Regions from separate parts of the Homo sapiens genome. Here region 2 is linked to region 1. A link is an interaction called in ENCODE POLR2A ChIA-PET data of the cell type or tissue named here. Cell type or tissue: CD4-positive, alpha-beta T cell. All regions are shown on one strand. Links, peaks and the distances in the headings refer to the core of each region. The heading gives the core; the rest is flanking DNA. Region 1 overlaps LOC105377763 (a long non-coding RNA gene). Region 2 has its middle 10 kb from the start of RNF130.

Evidence for each region. Peaks named below come from ENCODE experiments on the same cell type or tissue, not always from the same donor. Only the 100,000 strongest peaks of a DNase experiment are listed, where the experiment ranks them.
Region 2: POLR2A ChIA-PET joins it to region 1 with 5 read pairs; 2 of 35 experiments call an interaction of 5 or more read pairs at or near these places.

Annotation. Positions count from the first base shown.
Region 1 is chr5:179,666,780-179,677,480 of GRCh38, forward strand. It overlaps LOC105377763 (a long non-coding RNA gene), which reads left to right. Exons shown (of 3, transcript NR_134260.1): 3 at 7,236-7,516. Among named protein-coding and RNA genes, the nearest start is that of CBY3, 8.9 kb to the right of the region's middle. In CD4-positive, alpha-beta T cell, for the core only: no CTCF peak of the experiment used is centred there; no DNase peak of the experiment used is centred there.
Region 2 is chr5:180,076,509-180,087,209 of GRCh38, forward strand. It overlaps the pseudogene LOC646058. Among named protein-coding and RNA genes, the nearest start is that of RNF130, 10 kb to the left of the region's middle. In CD4-positive, alpha-beta T cell, for the core only: no CTCF peak of the experiment used is centred there; a DNase peak (open chromatin) is centred at 4,343; H3K4me3 peaks cover 440 bases; H3K27me3 peaks cover 2,574 bases.

The DNA.
Region 1 (10,701 bases), core at 4,335-8,334:
CCTCCACCTCCCGGGTTCAAGTGATTCTCCTGCCTCAGCCACCCAAGTAGCTGGGACTACAGGTGGATGCCATAACACCCGGCTAACTTTTGTATTTTTAGTAGAGATGGAGTTTCATCATGTTGGCCAGGCTGGTCTTGAACTCCTGACCTCAGGCGATCTGCCCGCCTCAGCCTACCAAAGTGCTGGGATTACAGACATGAGCCACTGCGCCCGGCCTCAAGGACTTCTGGGCTTTGCAGGGTCAGTTTTTCCTCTAAAGATTTGTGCTTCTTGTGCTTTTCTGGCTAATATTCTATTTTGGACAACCATCCCTGCACAATCGCCACTGACAATTTTTTTTTTTTTGAGACCGAGTCTCATTCTGTTGCCCAGACTGGGGTGCAGTGGTGTAATCTCGTCTTACTACAACCTCTGCCTCCCGGGTTCAAGCGATTCTCCTGCCTCAGCCTCCCGAGTTGCTGGGGCTACAGGTGTGCGCCACCTCGCCCAGCTAGTTTTTGTATTTTTAGTAGAGATGGGGCTTCACCAAGTTGCCCAGGCTAGTCTTGAACTCCTGACCTCAAGTGATCCACCCGCCTCCGTCTCCCAAAGTGCTGGGATTACAGGCATGAGCTGCCGCTCCTGGCCGCCACTGACAATTTTTACTGGTACTTGTTACAGTCCCAGACGCCACCTGTCACCTGTGTTAGGGGCTTCAGAGTGCCTAGCTGCAGGTTGAGGTCCTGGTCTCGTCACTGCTGCTTGCTGAGTCTGCTTCCGATGCATACGTCACATTTACTTCCCCACAGGCCATTCCTTAGCATCTCTTACTGCTTGGCCTCCTCCTTCGTCCCTGTGGCTGGTATAGCTCACTCCACATTCTCAAACGGTTTTAAAATGTTTTTCTTTTGGCTGGGCGCAGTGGCTCACATCTGTGATCCCAGCACTTTGGGAGGCCGAGGCAGGTGGATCATGAGATCAGGAGATCGAGACCATCCTGGCCAACACAGTGAAATGCCGTCTCTACTAAAAATACAAAAAATTAGCCAGGCGTGGTGGCGGGTGCCTGTAATCTCAGCTACTTGGGAGGCTGAGGCAGGAGAATCACTTGAATCTGGGAGGCGGAGGTTGCAGTGAGCTGAGATCACAGCACTGCACTTCAGCCTGGGTGACAGAGCGAGACTCTCTCAAAAACAAAACAAAATTTCTTTTTCTTTGATTTTCTTTTTGTAGAGATGGGAGTCTCATTATATTGCCCAGGCTGGTCTTGAACTTCTTGCTTCAAGCGATCTTCCTGCCTTAACCTCCCAAAGGGCTGGGATTACAGGCGTGAGCCACTGCACCTGGCCTAAAATATCTTTCTGTAATTCAATCTGTAGGTCAAACCTGCCACTCTAATGTAGTGGTAGAAACTGAATTTCAGTTAATTTGGAGGTTTTCCTGTCTTTCCCACAGGGGTATGGCACTGTCAGCGGAAGACTGTCAGATCTCTGCAGCATGACCCTCATCCTTGTTCCCAACCTTTTCTGTCAGTCACTGTCTGCCTCCCTTTCTTTGGTTGGCTGCCCATCAATGACCTATTATCATCATTGCCATAGATCCCTGAGAAGCACTCCCCCTCCCACAGTTGCCATTCCAATCTTGCTACACAGTATAAGAGCCCTCTTGGCTTCTGAGGGTTAAATGTTGCCATCCAGAATGGTTAAATGCCATTCCAGAATCGTGTCATCCCCAAGACACTAAGGAGCCAAGTTCCATGGCAGCATCTCCTAGCCACAGAGCACAGCCACCACCAGCTTTCTATGACACCAGTGCCCCCTCACGTCCACATTCTGCATTGCCTTAGTGAAGAGCGCCTCCTCTGGGCAGCTCCATGAAACACCTTCTGGTCTCATGTAATAAATCCGTTCTAACATTCCCACTTCCCTGAGCCTTCATCTCTACCTCATTAATGGTAGGCCACTATGGTGTCCAAGCTTCCGGGAGCCGTCTGGCGTGAAGACAAGCTCCAGCTGTCCTTTGACAGGACTTTAAATCCTGAGTCTTGGGGCATGCACCCTTGTCAATCAATGCCCCACCGGTCTTCTATTGCCCCCTCCCCGCCTGGATCTGGTACCCCACCTGGATCTGGTACCCTCATGATCGCTCCCGCAAGTGTTCTCCCAGGTCCTGCAACTTTTTGGGTGACTGAGTGATTTCCTCCTAGGGTAGGAAATATTTCACTGCTTGGGCTATGCTGAGATGTGATCCTGCTTGTTGGTCTGGAGGCAATGAGAGGAGGTGGATCTTGAGGAGGATTAGTGTTATCTTACAGGGTACTCACCTGTAACGGGGAGATCTCTGCACTGTCTCCAGGCTAGATGAAGCTGTCCTCCTCTGTCAATGGGAAGAAGGCAGTTTCTGCTGGCCAGGATGCTTCAGGGGACTCTGGGGGCTCAAGGTTCTTTGGTACATCCACCCAAACATCCCACGTCAGGCCTAGAGTCCCATTTATTCCTTTAAAAGCACCCAATGGGCCGGTTACTGTGGCTCATGTCTGTAATCCCAGAAGTTTGTGAGGCCATGGCAGGTGGATCAGTTGAGGCCAGGAGTTCGAAACCAGCCTGAGGAACATAGCAAGATCCCCGTCTCTACAAAAATAAAAATAATAGAAGCCCCCACTTTAGTACAGGAGACCTGCTGAGGATGCACAAGTGTCTTTTGCAGCTCTGCTGCTCTTGTGATGAAATATTGGTTCTCATTTTCAGCATGCTCTGCCTCCTGGCCACGGAAGCAAGGTTTTCTTTACATGTTGTCTTGGGAGAGTTCCTGCCTTTCACAGCATACTCTGAGTAGATAGCAGGCTGAACTGCATCTTTCATTCTCTTGCTTCAAAGCTGCTAAGGTGATTTAGAAAAGCTAGCCACCTCCATAATCCTTGCAACAGCAGCTGCTTCCACATCTTTCAAGTGACAAAGCTACTGCATAAGCCAAGCTTTCTCTTCAACTTCTATCTCCTTATCTACCACAGGTAAGAGTCTCATGCTTCAGGACACAAGGTTATCACCAACTGTGTGTGTGTGTGTGTGTGTGTCTTTGTTGCCTTCCGAATGGTAAGTGATCTACTTTTAGATTCCTATCGCTAGGTCTGTCTTCTAGTGCTACCTCTATTACTCATTGCCTTAGCTTGAATCCTCACAAAAACAGAGCTTGATCCTGGAACTTCGGCATAGTTAACTTGGGACATTCCAGGAAACTGTAATCCATGTAATTCCATGCCTATAATCCCAGCACTCTGGGGGCCAAGGTGGGTGAATCAGTTGAGGCCAGGAGTTTGAGACCAGCCTGGTCAACATGGGGAGAGAGATTGGGAAGAGTGACCCAGGGTACAGAACCATGAGCCACAGCTGCAGCTTCAGTCAGAGCAGGGCTGACCAGATATAACCAGAAGTCCCAACAGCATCCTGGACACCTCTCCTGCCTCCTAAGGGTGCAGAAATCTGTGACAATGGCTAAGCAGTATCTGCTCCTCTGGATTCAGGTGCCTATCTCTTGTGGAGCTTTGTTCATTCTAGAAGTACTTGGAGAGGTCCAAGCATCGTGCCTCACGCCTGTAATCCCAGCACTTTGGTGGCCAAGGTGGGCGGATCAGTTGAGGTCAGGAGTTTGAGACCAGCCCGGTCAACATGGCAAAACCCCACCTCTGCTAAAAACACAAAAATTAGCCAATCGTGGTCGTGCAGACCTGTAATCCTAGCTACTTGGGAGGCTGAGGTAGGAGAATCACTTGAACTCGGGAGGCAGAGGTTGCAGTAAGCCGAGATTGCGCCACTGCACTCCAGCTTGGGCAACAGAGTGAGACTACGTCTCAAAGAAAAAATAGGCTGGGCGCGGTGGCTCACGCCGGTAATCCCAGCACTTTGGGAGGCTGAGACGGGTGGATTATGAGGTCAGGAGTTCGAGACCAGCCTGACCAATATGGTGAAACCCCGTCTCTACTAAAAATACAAAAATTAGTCCAGCATGGTAGTGTGTGCCTGCAGTCCCAGATACTTGGGAGGCTGAGGCAGGAGAATAGCTTGAACCTGGGAGGCGAAGGTTGGAGTGAGCTGAAATTGTGCCACTGCACTCCAGCCTGGGCGACAAAGTGAGACTCCATCTCAAAATAAATAAAAAAATAAAAATAAAAATAGCAATACAACTATTTGGAGAGGGCCAAATAAGTGGGGAGCACTTCTCCACACTGAGATACAGGCGGGAACAGAACAACAAACCCCATAGAGCTTATGTTTTAGTTGGAGGAGACTAAGAATAAATACAATATGTAGTAGGTCAAGTGTTAATGGGTGCTAGAAACAAGAAGTGGGGGCCAGGCACGGTGGCTCACACCTGTAATCCCAGTACTCTGGGAGGTCGAGGTGGGTGGATCACCTGAGATAAGGGGTTCAAAACCAGCCTGGCCAACATGGTGAAACCCCATCTCTACCAAAAATACAAAAATCAGCTGGGCATGGTGGCGGACACCTGTAATCCCAGCTAGTCAGGAGGCTGAGGCAGGAGAATTGCTGCAATCCAGGAGGCAGAAGTTGCAGTGAGCTGAGATCATGCCACTGCATTCCAGCCTGGGTGACAGAGTGAGACTGCATCTCAAAAAAAAAAAAAAAAAAAGGGCCAGGCGTGGTGGCTCACGCCTGTAATCCCAACACTTCGGGAGGCTGAGGCAGGCGGGTCACGAGATCAGGAGATGGAGACCATCCTGGCTAACACAGTGAAACCCGTCTCTACTAAAAATACAAAAAAAAAATTAGCTGGACGTGGTGGCGGGCGCCTGTAGTCCTAGCTACTCAGGAGGCTGAAGCAGGAGAATGGCGTGAACCCGGAGGTGGAGCTTGCAGTGAGCCGAGATCACACCACTGCACTCCAGCCTGGGCGACAGAGCGAGACTCCGTCTCAAAAAAAAAAAAAAAAAAACAAAAGAAAACATGAAGTGGGAAGGGAGGATACATTGTGCACATACCTCAAAGAAATGAGAGTGAATGAAACTGGCAAGACACTGGGAGGGCACACCTGTGAGGTAAATCAGAGGGAAATGAGAAGAGCATGGTGCCCTAGAAACCAAGTGAAGCCAGGGTTTCAAGGAGGAGGGGTCAACTCACGAGACGCTGCTGATGCACTGCGATGAGGATAGAAAACTAGGCAGAAGCCTTAACCACAGGGAGGGCACAGCATCCTTGACAAGGGCAGGCGGGGGACAGTGGGACGTGAGAAATCTGAAGTTCAAGGTAGACCAGGTGCAGTGGCTCATGCCTGTAATCCCACTACTTTAGAAGGCCAAGGTGAGAGGATCACTTGAGCCCAGGAGTTCGAGACCAGCCTGGGCAACATAACGTAGTGAGACCCCCTCATCTCTTCTTCCTTTTTTTTTTTTTTTTTCTTTAGACGGAGTCTCGCTCTGTCGCCTAGGCTGGAGTGCAGTGGTGCGATCTCGGCTCACTGCAACCTCCGCCTCCCAGGTTCAAGCGATTCTCCTGCCTTAAACTCCCAAGTAGCTTCTACAGGCGCGTGCTACCACACCCGGCTAATTTTTGTATTTTTAGTAGACGGGGTTTCACAGTGTTAGCCAGGATGGTCTCCATCTCCTGATCTCGTGATCCGCCCACCTCAGCCTCCCAAAGTGTTGGGATTACAGGCGTGAGCCACCATGCCTGGCCTTTTTTTTTTTTTTTTTTTTGAGATGCAGTCTCACTCTGTCACCCAGGCTGGAATGCAGTGGCATGATCTCAGCTCACTGCAACCTCTGCCTCCCAGGTTCAAGCGATTCTCTCGCCTCAGCCTCCCGAGTAGCTTGGACTACAGGCACACACCACCATGCCTGGCTAATTTTTTTTTTTTTTTTTTTTTTTTTTGAGACAGAGTCTGGCTCTGTCACCCAGACTGGAGTGCAGTGGCGCAATCTCGTGCAATCTCGGCTCACTGCAACCTCTGCCTCCCAGGTTCAGGCGATTCTCCTGCCTCAGCCTCCTGAGTAGCTGGGACTAGAGGCGGGTGCCACCACACCCAGCTAATTTTTGTATTTTTAGTAGAGATGGGGTTTCACCATATTGCTCAGGCTGGTCTTGAACTCCTGACCTCATGATCTGTCTGCCTCAGCCTCCCAAAGTGCTGGGATTACAGGTGTGAGCCACCATGCCCGGCGATGCCTGGCTAATTTTTGTATTTTCAGTAGAGACGGGGTTTTACCATATTGGCCAGGTGGCTCTGAAACTCCTGACCTCAAGTGATCTGCCCGCCTTGGCCTCCCAAAGTGTTGGGATTACAGGCATGATCCACCACGCCTGGACTTTTTTTTCCTTTCTTCTTCTTTTTTTTTTTTTTTGAGATGGAGTCTCACTGTCGCCCAGGCTGGAGCGCAGTGGTGCGATCTCGGCTCACTGCAACCTCTGCCTCCAGGGTTCAAGCAATTCTCCTGCCTCAGCCTCCTGGGTAGCTGGGATTACAGGCGTGTGCCACCACACCCAGCTAATTTTTGTATTTTTAATGAAGACGGGGTTTCACCATGTTCAGGCTGGTCTTGAACTCCTGACCTCGTGATCCTCCCACCTCAGCCTCCCAAAATGCTGGGATTACAGGCGTGAGCCACTGTGCCTGGCCTTTTTTTTTTGTAGAGACAAGAATTCACTTTGTTGCCCAGGCTGTTCTCAAATTCCTGGCATCAAGCGATCTTCCTGCCTTGGCCTCCCAAAGTGCCAGGATTATAGGCGTGAGCCACCACGCTTGGCCCAAGACCCCCAGGTCTACAAAAAACAAAAAACTAGGCTGGGCACGGCGATTCACACCTGTAATCCCAGCACTTTGGGAGGCCAAGGCAGGCAGATCACCCGAGGACAGGAGTTCAAGATCAGCCTGGCCAATATGGTGAAACCCCATCTCTACTAAAAATACAAAAAATTAGGCAGGCGTGGTGGTACATGCCTCTAGTCCCAGCTACTTGGGAGGCTGAGGTGGGAGAATCACTTGAGCCCAGGAGTTTGAGACTCAGTGAGCCATGATCACACCACTGCGCTCCAGCCTGGGTGACACAGCCAGACCCCATCTCTAAAAAAGAAAAAGAAGTTGAAGGGGGTTAAGAGCAAACAGGGAAGGGAGGAATTGGGGATGTGAATATAAGCAACTTTTTGGAATTTAGTTATAAAGGGAAGCAAAGAAATGACACAGTAGCTGGAAGGGGAATGTGGCACCAAGAAAAGACTATTTTGTCTCACTCTGTTGCCCAGGCTGGAGTACAATGGCATGATCATGGCTCACTGCAACCTCCGCCTCCAGGGTTCAAGCAATTCTCCCGCCTCAGAGTCCTGAGTCGCTGGAACTACAGATGCACACCACCATGCCTAATTTTTCTACTTCTAGTAGAGATGAGGTTTCACCATGTTGGTCAGACTGGTCTTGAACTCCTGACCTCAGATGATCTGCCCGCCTTGGCTTCCCAAAGTGCTGGGATTACAAGCATGAGCTACTGTGCCCGGCCTTTTTTATTTTTTTGAGATAGAGTTTTGCTGTTGTTGCCCAGGCTGGAGTGCAATGGCATGATCCTGGCTCACTGCAACCTCAGCCTCCCAGGTTCAAGTGATTCTCCTGTCTCAGCCTCCTGAGTAGCTGGGATTACAGGCGCCTGCCACCATGCCCAGCTAACTTTTGTATTTTTAGTAGATATGGGGTTTCACCACGTTGGCCAGGCTGGTCTCAAACTCCTGACCTCAAGTGATCCACCTGCCTCAGCCTCCCAAAGTGTTGGGATTACAGGCGTGAGCCACCACGCCTGGCTTTTTTTTTTTTTTTTTTTTTTGAGACAGGGTATTATTATGTCAGCAAGGCTGGAGTGCAGTGGCACTATCACGGCTCACTGCAGCCTTGACCTCCCCAGGTTTGTGATCCTTCCACCTCAGCCTCCAGAGTAGCTGGAAATACAGGCGTGCGCCACCACACCCAGCTAATTTTTTACTTTTTGGAAAGATGGGGTTTCACCATGTTGTTCAGGCTGGTCTGACACTCCTGGGCTCAAGCAATCCTCCCACCTTAGCCTCCCAAACTGCTGGGATTACAGGCATGAACCACCGTGCCCAGCAAGAAAAGATTTTTTTCCAAGATAGAAGACCAAGTGAGATCCTCACTTACGCTTCTCTTCATCTCTCCTTTTTTTTTTTTGAGACGGAGTCTCGCTCTGTTGCCCAATCTGCAATGCGTGGCACAATCTCAGCTCACTGCAACGTCTGCTTCCCAGGTTCAAGAAATTCTCCCACCTCAGCCTCCCGAGTAACTGGGATTACAGGCTTGTGCCACAACACCTGGCTAATTTTTGTATTTTTAGTAGAGACGGGGTTTCACCATGTTGGCCAGGCAGGTCTCGAACTCCTGACCTCAGATGATCCGCCTGCCTTGGCCTCCCAAAGTGCTGGGATTACAGGTGTGAGCCACCACACCTGGCCCTCATCTCTCCTCTTGCTTGACAAACCTACACAGCCTTTTTGACCTGCCTCCTCAAACCCAGAAATATTTTTGCAAAGCTCTATTCCCCAGAGGATTCTGAGCTGTAGGAGGTGAAAGCCAGGGTCCTTTGTTCCTGCTTTCTTTGTTCCGACTTTATGCTCTGTGGCTTTCATCTCCTGGGGCAATGAGTTGGGCTGCCCTTTGGCAGGGCTCAGGACCAGGGTGTGAAATTCTAGAGCAGAAAGAACAAAGTTAGATATTTCAAAATATCATCCTGCTCCTTTTATTTCAGGCCCTTGATCCACTTGGATGCCCCTTTCTTTTTTTATTTATTTTTTATTTTTGACAGTCTCGCTCTGTCGCCCAGGCTGCAATGGTGCGATCTCAGCTCCCTGCAACCTCCACCTCCCAGGTTCAAGCAATTCTCCTGCCTCAGCCTCCCAAGTAGCTGGGATTACAGGCGCCTGCTACCACACCCAGCTAACTTTTTGTATTTTTTTTAGTAGAGATGGGGTTTTGCCATGTTGGCCAGGCTGGTCTCGAACTCCTGACCTCAGGTGATCCACCCACCTCAGCCTCCCAAAGTGCTGGGATTACAGACGTGAGCCACCGCATCTGACCTGTAGATGAACCTTTCTAAACAGGGCCCGCACTGGGCTGTGGGACTCCCTGCCTTCTGCAGGTTTGGTGGGGCAGATACCTTTCTCCACCCTAGGACTGTATTTGTTTTCAAGTAGTCTGGCCAAAGCAATATTCCCTAAACTTTAGGCATTCTTGGATCCCTTTATGAGTTTTGCTATTTTGGCATGCTACATGTAAGTTTTGCTTAATGTTTTTATGTAAAGCATCTTCCTCCTTTTACTTCTTTTATTGTGATAAAACTCATATAAAATTGACCGTTTTGAAGTGTACCATTCAGTGACTTTTATTACAATGTTGCAAAACTATCACCACTATAGTGCCAATTTCTCATCAGCCCAAAAGGAAGCCCCCTTGTGTTTACACACACACACACACACACACACACACACACAAACTGTGTCCTCCCATCCCTTGGTAACCTAATCTGTTTTTTGTTTTTGTTTTTGTTTTGAGACAGAGTCTCACTTTGTCATCCAGGCTGGAGTGCAGTGGCGCGATCTTGGCTCACTGCAACCTCCACCTCTCCGGTTCAAGTGATTTTCCTGCTTCAGCCTCCCAAGTAGCTGGGATTACAGGCGTCTGCCATCATGCTTGGCTAATTTTTGTATTTTTAGTAGAAATAGGGTTTCACCATGTTGGCGGCCAGGTTGGTGTCGAACTCCTGACCTCAGGTGACCCACCTGCCTTGGCCTCCCAAAGTGCTGGGATTACAGGTGTGAGCCACTGTGCCCGGCTGGATTTTAAAATTTTCTTTATTTTTTTTTTGAGACAGAGTCTGGCTCTGGAGTGCTGTGGTGTGATGCTGGCTCACTGCATCCTCTGCCTCCCAGGTTCATGCGATTCTCCTGTCCCAGTCTCAGGAGTAACTCGGACTGTAGGGCGCATGCCACCAAGCCCAGCTAATTTTTTTTTTTTTTCCTTTGAGACAGAGTCTCACTCTGTCGCCCAGATTGGTGTGCAGTAGTGTGATCTCGGCTCACTGTAACCTCCACCTCCCAGGTTCAGGTGATTCTCCCACCTCAGCCTCCAGGAGTAGCTGAGACTACAGGCATGCGCCACCACACCCGGCTAATTTTTTTGTATTTTGGTAGGGATGGAGTTTCACCATGTTGCCCAGGTTGGTCTCGAACTCCTGAGCTCAGGCAATCTGCCCACCTCAGCCTCCCAAAGTGCTAGGCTTACAGGCACCCGACACCGCATCTGGCCAATTTTTGGTATTTTTAGTAGAGACATGGTTTCACCTTGTTGGTCAGGATGGCCTTTTAACTCCTGACCTCGTGATAGGCCCGCCTCGACCTCTCAAAGTGCTGGGATTACAAGCGTGAGCCACCACGCCTGGCCCCAGGAAATCTGGATTTTTAATGTGGTATCTCCAAATTCTGAAACTTTGGCAACTAATGCAATTTTTAGAAGACTGTGGGCCAGGCAGACTGCATTCTATGGAGGTAGAAAAGGAGGCCTGAGGCCGGGCTCGGTGGCTCACGCCTGTAATCCCAGCACTTTGGGAGGCCGAGGCGGGCAGATCACGAGATTAGGAGTTTGAGACCAGCCTGGCCAACATGGTGAAACCCCATCTCTACTAAAAATATAAAAATTAGCCGGGCGTGGTGGCAG
Region 2 (10,701 bases), core at 2,336-6,335, 410 kb after region 1:
TCTTAACCTATGTCTGTGAGATTTCGTGTTTTTGTGTGTGTAGGTATAGTTTGCTCTTTTTATTTGCTGTATAGTGTTCCACTGTTGATTTATCCATTTTCCTGTGGATGGGCATTCATATTGATTTTCGTTTGTGAATGTGATGGATCAAGCCGTTATGAAGCCTGCATGCCTCTCGGTGGGGATGTGTCTGCATCTCTGAGAGTGTCCTTCGGAGTGGGATGCTGTGTCATGTGCAGGCATGTATTTCGTGTTGGTAGGCACTGGCGCCATATTTTCAAGCTGCCCCCTTCCTCCCCACCTGAGCCTCTTTTATCTGTGTCTTCCCTCCCCACGCCCACCTCCTGCTCCTGCCCCTTGTAAGTCTCCATCTATGCTGGCGGCTTCCACTGTTGGTAATTATGAAACCCCACCCCCAGCTGTGGCTGCAGGTAAAAGCCCTGCAGAAACCCAGTCCAACTCCATGGAGCAGGCTGTCCAGGGAGGCTGTGTTCCTTATAGACCCTAAAGTCCTCACAGATGCTGTAGGTGAAGGGCTCTATGGAGACATCAACCACACAAGAGATGCTTCTGATACTGGCCGAGCTTTTTCACATTCACATCAGATTTGCTGAATTTGCCTTGTGAAGAATTCACGGTGGCTCACGCCTGTTAATCCCAGCACTTTGGGAGGCCAAGGTGGGCAGATCACTTGAGGCCAGGAGTTCGAGACCAGCCTGGCCAACATGGTGAAACCCCGTCGCTACTAAAAATACAAAAATTAGCTGAGTATGGTGGCATGCACCTGTAATCCCAGCTACTCTGGAGGCTGAGGCAGGAGAATCACTCGAACCTGGGAGGCAGAGGTTGCAGTGAGACGAGATTGCACCACTGCACTCCAGCCTGGGCAACAGAGCAAGACTCCATCTCAAAACAAAAGAATCCATTGAGAAGCCGTGTCCATCTAATGGGCTTCACAGAAGGCCAAGAGACAGGCTCCAGGTCCCCAGAGTGGGTCGCCAGGGCAAGCACACGGCAAGGGTATTTTGCGACTCTCCTTAGGAGCTTTAATAAGTACAAATACCATTTTTTAATTTAAAAAAAATAAACGTTCATTTTAATATAAGCTTCTACTTCAGAGCAAGTGATTTAGCTTTCAATGATAGTCATGTCACCTGCTTTCAAAAAGTGAGATGTCTTAAAGAAAACTATTTAATAAATAACAGGTAGAACACAGATGTGGAGAAATTATGCAACTGGTGTGCAAAGGACAGAAAACGGAAGAGGAGCTCAAGGGACAGATGCCTAGGCCTGGGTTTAAATCGATGCTGTGCTGGAGCCAATTATTAAATATTCAGAAATTCTGCAAGCCGGTTGTTAAACATTGGTACTCTGAAACCAGCCACGGCAGTAAAGTAGTATTTATACCATGGAAATTGGCACACACTACAAATCAGGCCTCCCTTCCCTCCCCCTCCCCCTCTTTCTTATTTTTCACAGTGGTTTAGCAGAATGCCATTGGTTCAAATTCCCACTTGGCCACGAATCAGCTCTGTGATCTCTGCAAGTTCTCGTCCCCTTGGGGTCAGTTTCTCTCTGTGAAGTGGAGATGATGACCTCTGCCTCTCTAGCTCTGCCAGATGCAAATCAGAGGACAGATGCCTGGAACATGTGGCCGCTGTAGTTACCCCATTCCCTGTGACTTGTTGCTATAGAGGTGAGGTCTGTGAAGGGTTCAGCCTGGGTGAGGACTGAAACACCACCCTCCCACAGGCACCCCCCAGAGCAGGCACTCGCAGGCACCGGGTGCCCACTGCCACCAGGACATGACGTAATGGCATTTTATTTAGAAAAATCTACAACATATTTGCAGTAGCAATCCAAAAAATTTACTCTCTTCTAATGAAAAATTTCAAATACATGAAAAAGTTGAGATTGGTACAATGAAGCAGCTGTGTATCCCACCACCTGGATTCAGCTGTGGTTATCATGTGGTCATAAATGCTGTATCTGACGGGTCCCCAACCTCACGGAGCAGGCTGGTGAGCGAGTGAAGCCTCATCTGTATTTACAGCTGCTCCCCATTGCTCACGTTACCACCTAAGCTCCACCTCCTGTCACATCAGCAGCAGCACTGAATTCTCATAGGAGCGTGAGCCGTACCGTGAACTGTGTGTGCGAGGGATCTAGGTTCCGTGCTCCTTATGAGAATCTAATGCCTGATGATCTGTCACTGTCTTCCATCACCTCCAGATGGGACTGTCTAGTTGCAGGAAAACAAGCTCAGGGCTCCCACTGATCTACATTATGGTGAGTTGTATAATATTTCATTATATATTACAAGTTAATAATAATAGAATTAAAGTGCACAATAAATGTAATGTGCTTGAATCATCTCAAAACCACCCCCAGCCTGATTCCAGTCCATGGAGAAATTGTCTTCCACTAAACCTGGTCCCTGGTGTCAAAAGTGTTGGGGACCTGCTGCTCTGTCACTTTGACTTGTAAAGCTCTTTCCTGAACTATCTTATGACCCTTTGGGCTGTTCTTCCATGCTATCACGGCTGGGACAATGAACAGTGAATTCCCTATGAACAATGAATTCCCTAAAATAACCCCATATCCCACCCTTATTCAGATATTTCCAAACATCTCAACGTGTCCCTCCACCCTGTTTTATTTGAATGGGATCCCGTGAAAGTTCTGCAGGGGGTTTGATTATGCCTTTTTCTAGAAATTCAGACTGTAAGGGTGCACCCCAGATCCAGCAGAAGTGGACAGCCATCCTGAGACCCAAAGCTTGTATCCTGCCCTAAGACTGCACCACTCAGAACTCCCCAGGAAATGTACTGAGTTCTGCAGTTGTCCTGTCAACACCACAAGTATGCTGTGTTCTAATTTGTTGTGAGAACACTGAAATTATACCACAATCACTGCAACCTTCTCATCTGTAGCATACCAAGAACCTCAAAAAAATGAAGCTAGCCCAGGCTCCTCCCACCTCCCAGGCTCTGCACTAAATGAACGAAACTGCCCTCCTTTCCCTTCTCTGGGGGATGGTCTCATCAGGGAAGTAACGGCAGGAGTACGGGGAGGGAAACCTACCATGCTGGCAGTCCCCGAGCCCAGGGCTCTCAGGCCATGTTAGTGACAGTCTGATGGGGTGACATCGTGGAAACCCCAATTGACCCAAGAGAAGTGACAGGATGGCTCAGATTTGGAAGCTGTCATGTTCCAGAGACGAGAATTTGATCTCCCTGCAGATGCTCAGACACAGGGATTGTTACACCTATTTTGCAGATCTGGAAACTGAAACTCAGAGAAGCTCTTTGTCCAGCTGATGAGTAGTGAGTGGCGGCTCTGGGGCGTAAACCCAGTCCTGGCAGGCTCCTGGGCCTCACTCATGTTGCTACTGCAGGTTGGCGCCAGGCTCAGGATGCAGAGGACCCCTGGGTTTCTTTGCATTTGGCCCAGCCCAGGAAGCCTCAAGCTGACAGTCGAGCTCTGTCCAGGAATTCGGGTGGGTCCTGGACCTGGTCCTGCCTTTGGGAGGCTGAGCAGTCACAGGCTGCCAGGATGGCTGCTAAAAAGCAGGATCGAAGGTATTGCTTTGTCCTTTGTCAAGATGAGTTTGATCAGAGTGATGAATGACTGAGCCACAAAGAGCTGAGCGAGAGGCCATGCACCTGGGCTGAGGAAGCCTGAGGCCAGCCACCCCTGCATCTGAGTGCTGGTGCTGAGGCTGACTTGCAGTGGTGATCGTTGGATTCCCGAGGGCCCCTCCACCAGGCGACCTAGGATATCCAGGACCCTTATCCTCATGGACAGGAGAAACAGACTTGGTCCAACTTGCACAGAAAGCGGCTCCTTTGGAAGTCTGCAGAGCCACTCATCTGGCTGGAAGTGCGTCCGGAACTGGTTCCTTCTGGTGGGTTCTTGGTCTCCCTGACTTCAAGAATGAAGCTGCAGACTCTCACAGCAAGTGTTACAATTCTTAAAGACGGTGTGTCCAGAGTTTGTTCCTTCAGATGTTAAGATGTGTCCAGAGTTTCTTCCTTCTGGTGGGTTCGTGGTCTTCCTGACTTCAGAAGTGAAGCCGCAGACCTTCGCAGTGAGTCTTACAGCTCTTAAAGGCGGCGCGTCCAAGATTGTTCGTTCCTCCCGGTGGGTTTGTGGTCTCACTGACTTCAGGAGTGAACCTGCAGACCTTTCCAGTGAGTGTCATAGCTCATAAATGCAGTGCCTCACCCAAACCGTGAGCCAGTGGCAAGATTTATTGCAAAGAAAAAAAAACAAAGTTTCCACAGCGTGGAACAGGACTCAAGCGGGTTGCCGCTGCCGCAGGGGGTGGCCAGCTTTTATTCCATTATTTGCCCCGCCCCCCCATCCTGCTGATTGGTCCATTTTACAGAGTGCTGATTGGTCCATTTTACAGAGTGCTGATTGGTCCGTTTTGACAGAGTGCTGATTGGTGCGTTTACAAACCTTTAGCTAGACACAGAGCGCTGATTGGTCTGTTTACAATCCTTTAGTTAGACACAAAAGTTCTCCAAGTCCCCACCCGACCCAGAAGCCTAGCCGACTTCACTTCTCAGAGGGAGGGTAGCAGGGCTAGGCTCAGAAAGGACAGCCCTCATGCAGCCGTGCGGGTTGGGGTGGCTGGAACCAAAGGGTTCTATGAGGGTGCTGCTGTCGGGCAAAGCCAGTGCTGGGTTCCTCAAGGAAGAACACAAGCTTCCTACCTTGGATCAGATGCCTGCCCCTTGACTGTAGAAACTCGAACCACCTTGACTGTCAGCTCTGCCAAGAGAGTATCTGATGGAGGAGGAATGGGCCCCCTTCCAGGGCCAAAATAGCTTAGTGGGCAACGGGCAGGCAAGGGCAGCCTCCGTCTGCTGCAGGGGGAAGCCCATGCAGATCCCTGATCCCACTTCCTGCCAGGTGAACGCTGGCTGGTTTCTTTCAGAAGTAGAGGTGGGGTTTTGATCTTCTCTCTCAGACATGTCTTCCAGGTAGGGGACAATGTGCAGATCATTTGTGGTCAGCCGAGAGTCTGACATGAGAGACCCAGAAGCTTTTCCATGACCAGCAGCCTGGGGATTCAGGTGGGCGGGCAATGCAAGCTGCCAGTCCAGAGCTGACACCAGAGTCCAGGACACTTTTAAGCCAACATTCAACACAAGAGAAAACAAACTATGTGCATAAGGATATTTACTGTAGCATTAGCTACAGGGACAAAAAGTTGGAAATAAACTCCTTTATTTGTTAAGCAAATTGTGGTGCAACAAATTTGAGGATGGTTATGCAGCTATTAATATATCGAACAGGCTGTAGCAACGTGAACACTTACGATGTTCTGTTGAGTGCAAAAGCAGAATACAAATAAATCTCTGGTTGCCATTATGTGGAACAAGTCCATATGTATGAACAAGGACTGGAAAGTACAAAGGGAAACTTTAAAAATCCCAGGACCCTCAAACTCCTGCCCAAGGTTAAGCCTAGAGGATGAGCCATGCAACCCCCTCTTCCGGATGAATAGCTGTTGCTAGTATGATGCATTTGCCAGATCCCAACAGAAAGGTGCAAGTTCTCAGGCGGGCTGGGTGCAATGGCTCACCCCTGTAATTCCAGTGCTCTGGGAGGCTGAGACGGGAGGATCACTTGCGGCCAGGAGTTTAAGGCCAGCCTGAACAGCATAGCGAGACCCCCATCTCTACAAAAAATCATAAAATAATTTGCTGGGCGTTGTGGTGTCCCAGCTACTCTGGAGGCTGAGGCAGGAAGATTGCTTAAGCCCAGGAAGTTGAGGCTATTGACGCTACAGTGAGCTGTGTTTGTACCATTGCACTCCAGCCTGGGTGACAGGATGAGACCCTGTCTCAAAAGAAAACAAAATACAAACAACAACAAGAATATTCTAAAAAAGTTTGGTGGGGGTTGAGAGTTCCAGATCGGCTCACATAGATGACAAGAGAAATCTCTTGCCGGGCGCGGTGGCTCACGCCTGTAATCCCAGCACTTTGGGAGGCCGAGGCGGGTGGTTCACCTGAGGTCAGGAGTTTGAGACCAGCCTGGCCAACATGGTGAAATCCCGTTTCTACTAAAAATACAAAAAAATTAGCTGGGTGTGGTAGCAGGCACCTGTAATCCCAGCTACTCAGGAGGCTAGAGGCAGGAGAATTACTTGAACCCAGGAGGCAGAGGTTGCAGTGAGCCGTGATCGCGTTACTGCACTCCAGCTTGGGCAACAAGAGCGAAACTCCAACTCCAACAAACAAACAAAAGAAGAGATTCCACCTGTAGAAGGTGACAGCCAATGGGGATGTCAAGAGATCACGTGTCAGCGTGAGGAACAGAGTGACAGATGCCTTAAGGGGCCACTCAATGCTCACCCCTTCTCCCACGCCTGACTCCACAGCAGAGGCTGTAGGAAGTAAAAATTCAGTTTGCCTGTATGGGCATCCATCCGTTCATCCACCCACTCGTTCATTCAGCACATTTTTATGGAGCAGCAGTTCTAGGTACTTGGAATACATTAGCAAACAATCGAAGATCCTCCCCACCCGCCCCCCTCCCACAGCACGTCCCAGCCTGCAGAGGTTCTGGGCAATGCACCGGCTGGGAGGTCAGTTGTGCTGTATTTCTCCTTCTTCCTGCCACATGGGGTCCTGAGGACAGAAGCCATGCACTAAAGGCAGTGGAGACGGACAAGGGAGCCTGGGCCCCTGAGCTGAGCCAGGGCTCAGCCAGCCTGGCGCATTCTTCTGCACTTCTTTGTTTAAACCCTCGTGTGAAAGATTTGCTGTTATTTGCATCTGAATGCAGCCCTAACTGACGGAGGTAGAGACAAAGGGGAGGGAGCACTGAAATACTCCCAGGCTGGGCTCTGGGGTCTTGGCCTCTTGAAATTTCCCATGTACTCATTTTAAAACACTCCCAAATTAGGCCTATCCTAGAGAAGGGAGCTCCTCCTGATGGAGGGGCCCCAACTCTGAAAATCTAGAACTTGGGATTTTCAGCTAAGAGTGAAGAGGGCAGTTGGGGAGGGCCCTTAAGCAATCTGATGGCCCCGCAAACTAAGGGTGGCAGGCACTGATCAGTGCCATGGTGGTTGCAAGTATGTGAAGCCCAGCTCAAGCAGGAGGAGAATATAATGGGTCTGATCTAAGGCATGACTGAATCTACACGCTCAAAAGATATCATCAATGTTGGGCTCCCTCTGTCCCTGTCTCAACCTTGCTCTCCCCTGGGTTGCCTTCATTTGTTCTCAGGTGGCTCTCCCTGTGTGGGTACAAGATGACCCCCGGCGTGTCCCAGCACATTCAGGAGGAACGTTCTGCCGTCTCAGAATCCCAGCGGGGCACAGCAGGACAGAAATGCTTTCTCTTTTTTAAAGGACTTACCATTCCGTATTCTGAGCCTCAGTGGCTTATCTCATGTCGTGAGTCCCATTAAGCCAGCCACTTGGACCAGCTCAATAAAATGCTCCAATGGACCAGACCACGTGTTTCTTCCTAGAGGCCTAGGGGGAGGACCCCTTGACCCAGCCCCATGGGCTGAAAATGGAGAGGGTGGTACAATAAAAAATAAATGTTGGTCTTGGTCCCTGCTTTTGGCACATAACTCCCGAAACCCTTGGAATCTCTGATAATGGTGGTAATCTCTGATAATGATTTTAGATAGCTTCAGGATGAGGGCTGGTTGCCAGAGGAACCAACGATGCATTTAGAGGGTCAGGACTTTCAGCCCCAACCCCCAATCTCCAGGGAGGGGTGGGGAGCTGGAGACTGAATCAGTCTCCACTGGTCAAGGCTCGGGTAATGAAGCCTCCGAGCTTCTGGGTTGGTGAACACACTGATATGCTGGGAGGGGATGCACCCAGAGAGGGTATGCGGGCTCCAGGCCCCTTTCCTCATCCCTCGCCCTGTGCATCTCCTCCATTTGGCGGTTCCTGAGTTGTATCCTTTATGATGGCAAGAGTAAGGTAAGTACCTTCCTGAGTCCTGTGAGTCATTCTAGCAAATTACAGAACCTGAAGTAGGGCAGGTTGTGGGAACCCCTGACTTTGTAGCCAAGTCAGACCAAAGTGTGGGTAACTTGGCACCTGAAGACAGGCCAGTATTATGGGACTAAACCCTATGGAGTGTCAAGTCAACTCCGAGTAGTTAAGTGTCAGAATCAGCTTGAACCATAGGACACCCAGTTGATGCCAGAATTGGTTGGTGTCTGGAGGGTTTCCCAAGGAAAATTGGGATGCACTTATAGGTATAAGGCACATAGATCTGGGTAGCGGCAGTAACAGGCACACTTGTTCCCCTGTGACAGATGTGGCTTGCCCTGCCCCTGGGATGAGTCAGGAGTCTCTCCAGCATCACCTGGGGCATGCCAGCAGCATCCCAGGCTGGGACAAGAGACACCCATTGGGGGCCATTGGGATGCCTTGGGCTGCAAGTAACAGAAACCCTCACTGACATGGGCTTCCTTGAGAAGGGGATCCGGGGAAGAAAGGGTTTTGGACAGCCTGCGTGGCCTTTCACAGTCTTTGTCCCCAAGGCCGTCTTCTCTCACAGCTGCAAGATAAATGCCAGCCGCAACTGGAGCAAGGCACTTCCTCATTCCTGCTAGATGGGGAGAGAGAAAGCATTCCCTCAATGGCAGAAAAAAAATTCTTATCTTCAGCCATTTTTTTTCCGTTGGTAGAGACGGGGACTCTCTATGTTGCCCAGGCTGCTCTCAAATTCTGGGCTCAGGAGATCCTCCTGCCTTGGCCTCCCAAAGTGCTGGGATTACAGGCAAGAGCCACCACACCTGGCCTTCAGCCAATTTTGATACCTGCCCAACCACTCTGGACGAATAGAGTCAACAAGGAAATGCCAGGGCTGATTGCTTTAAGCCTGAGCCCCTGACTGCAACAGCAGATAAGATGACATCGCAGACCGGCTGGTGTGCTTATGCTGACTTCCCGAAGGGAGGGGACTGTGTGAAGGCAGCGGGTTCTGGGTGGGTGCTCTGTGTGTAGAGATGCATTGCCTGGTACCATCCTGACCCATGGGGTAGGAGATGCCCTTACCTTCTCGATTTTCTCCTCCTTTGCCTTTTCTCTTTTTTTTCTTTAATTATAAATGTTTTTAGTAAATGTTTATTTTTTATATTCCTTAAAAACAAAACAAAAATCACAAGTTTAATACTAATCCTTTGAAATACTGTACACCAAACAAAGCCACCTGACTCATGCAGCAAGTTGCTCTATGTTCTCTTTACTTCTGTTTGCCAAATGATCCTCAATAATTTCTGCAGATTCCTCTTCAACAGATTATATGCAAGAGGTAAATGCTGAGCAGCAACTTTATGAAAATAATGTGAGCCACAGCAAAAGAGCTCCATTCCCAACTCACGCCCCTTCCCACAATTACATTCATCACTAGCAAACTGCACGAAAGTCATCATTTCCTGAATGGGAACAAAAGCTTTCAGTCTCTCCTCACTTGCAGCCTCAACTATTGTCTTGCAAATTCTGTTGACGTCAGCATCTGTTTCAGGGAGCTCTCTGTACCCAACATCATTTTTATCTGCTGGAACAGCCAAGCCTGCACCATGAAAGGCCTTCGTCACAACTTTCTTATCGGTTTCATCTTCGTGGTTGTCTGTTCCAGTGAGGACCCCATTTCTCTGGCTGCTTCTGCGAGTTTTTCATCTATGTTTTTCAAGAGATTAGTTTTTTTTTTTTTTTTTTTGAGGCAGAGTTTTGCTGTTGTTGCCCAGGCTGGAGTGCAATGGCACGATCTTGGCTCACTGCAACTTCCACCTCCCGGGTTCAAGCGATTCTCCTGCCTCAGCCTCCCGAGTAGCTGGGATTACAGGCATGCGCCACCACGCCCGGCTAATTTTGTATTTTTAGTAGAGATGGGGTTTCTCCATGTTGGTCAGGCTGGTCTCAAACTCCCTACCTCAGGTGATCCACCCGCCTCGGCCTCCCAAAGTGCTGGGATTACAGGCGTGAGCCACTGCACCCGGCCTAGTTTTCTTTTTATGCGTTACTTCTTTAAGTTTTTTCATCAAAAATAATTTGACTGCCACAAATACATTATCTCCATTTGGAACAATTGTACACTTTTTCTTTGCTTCATTTATACCAACATATGCAGGAAGTTCATCAGAAGAATCCCTGAAATACCCCATGTGGTACTGAGTTTTATTATCTCCAATAATGACGGTCTGGAACTCAGGAGGATCATGGTAAAACCTCCAATGAAGGCTAACATTCAGGCCTGTTGAATTTTTCTTAATTTTATGTTTTCCAGCAAGGATATCATAAGGACCACCTAACTGAAGTCCGAGGCTTGCAGAAAGTGATCAGCTGGCTTTTCAGGATCAAGTTCTTCAAAGAACTTCCAGAAACGATCGGAATCTTCAGGTGAAGAGAGCTTATAATGATTTTCTACTTCTTGTCGAAGACCACATCAGCTTCATAGAATTTACTTTTCTTCACATTAACCATTTTTTCACAGGCCCCTCCCCGCTGGGCTTGCACTTCCTCCCACCGCCGACCATTCTGCAGCCGCAGTGCCTTTTTTTTTTTTTTTTTACACAGGATCTGGCTCTGCTGCCCAGGCTGGAGGGCAGTGGCACAATCATAGCTCACTGCAGCCTCAAACTCCCAGGCTCAAGCCATGCTCCTGACCCAGCCTTCTGAGTAGATAAGGCTACAGCCACGCCCCACCA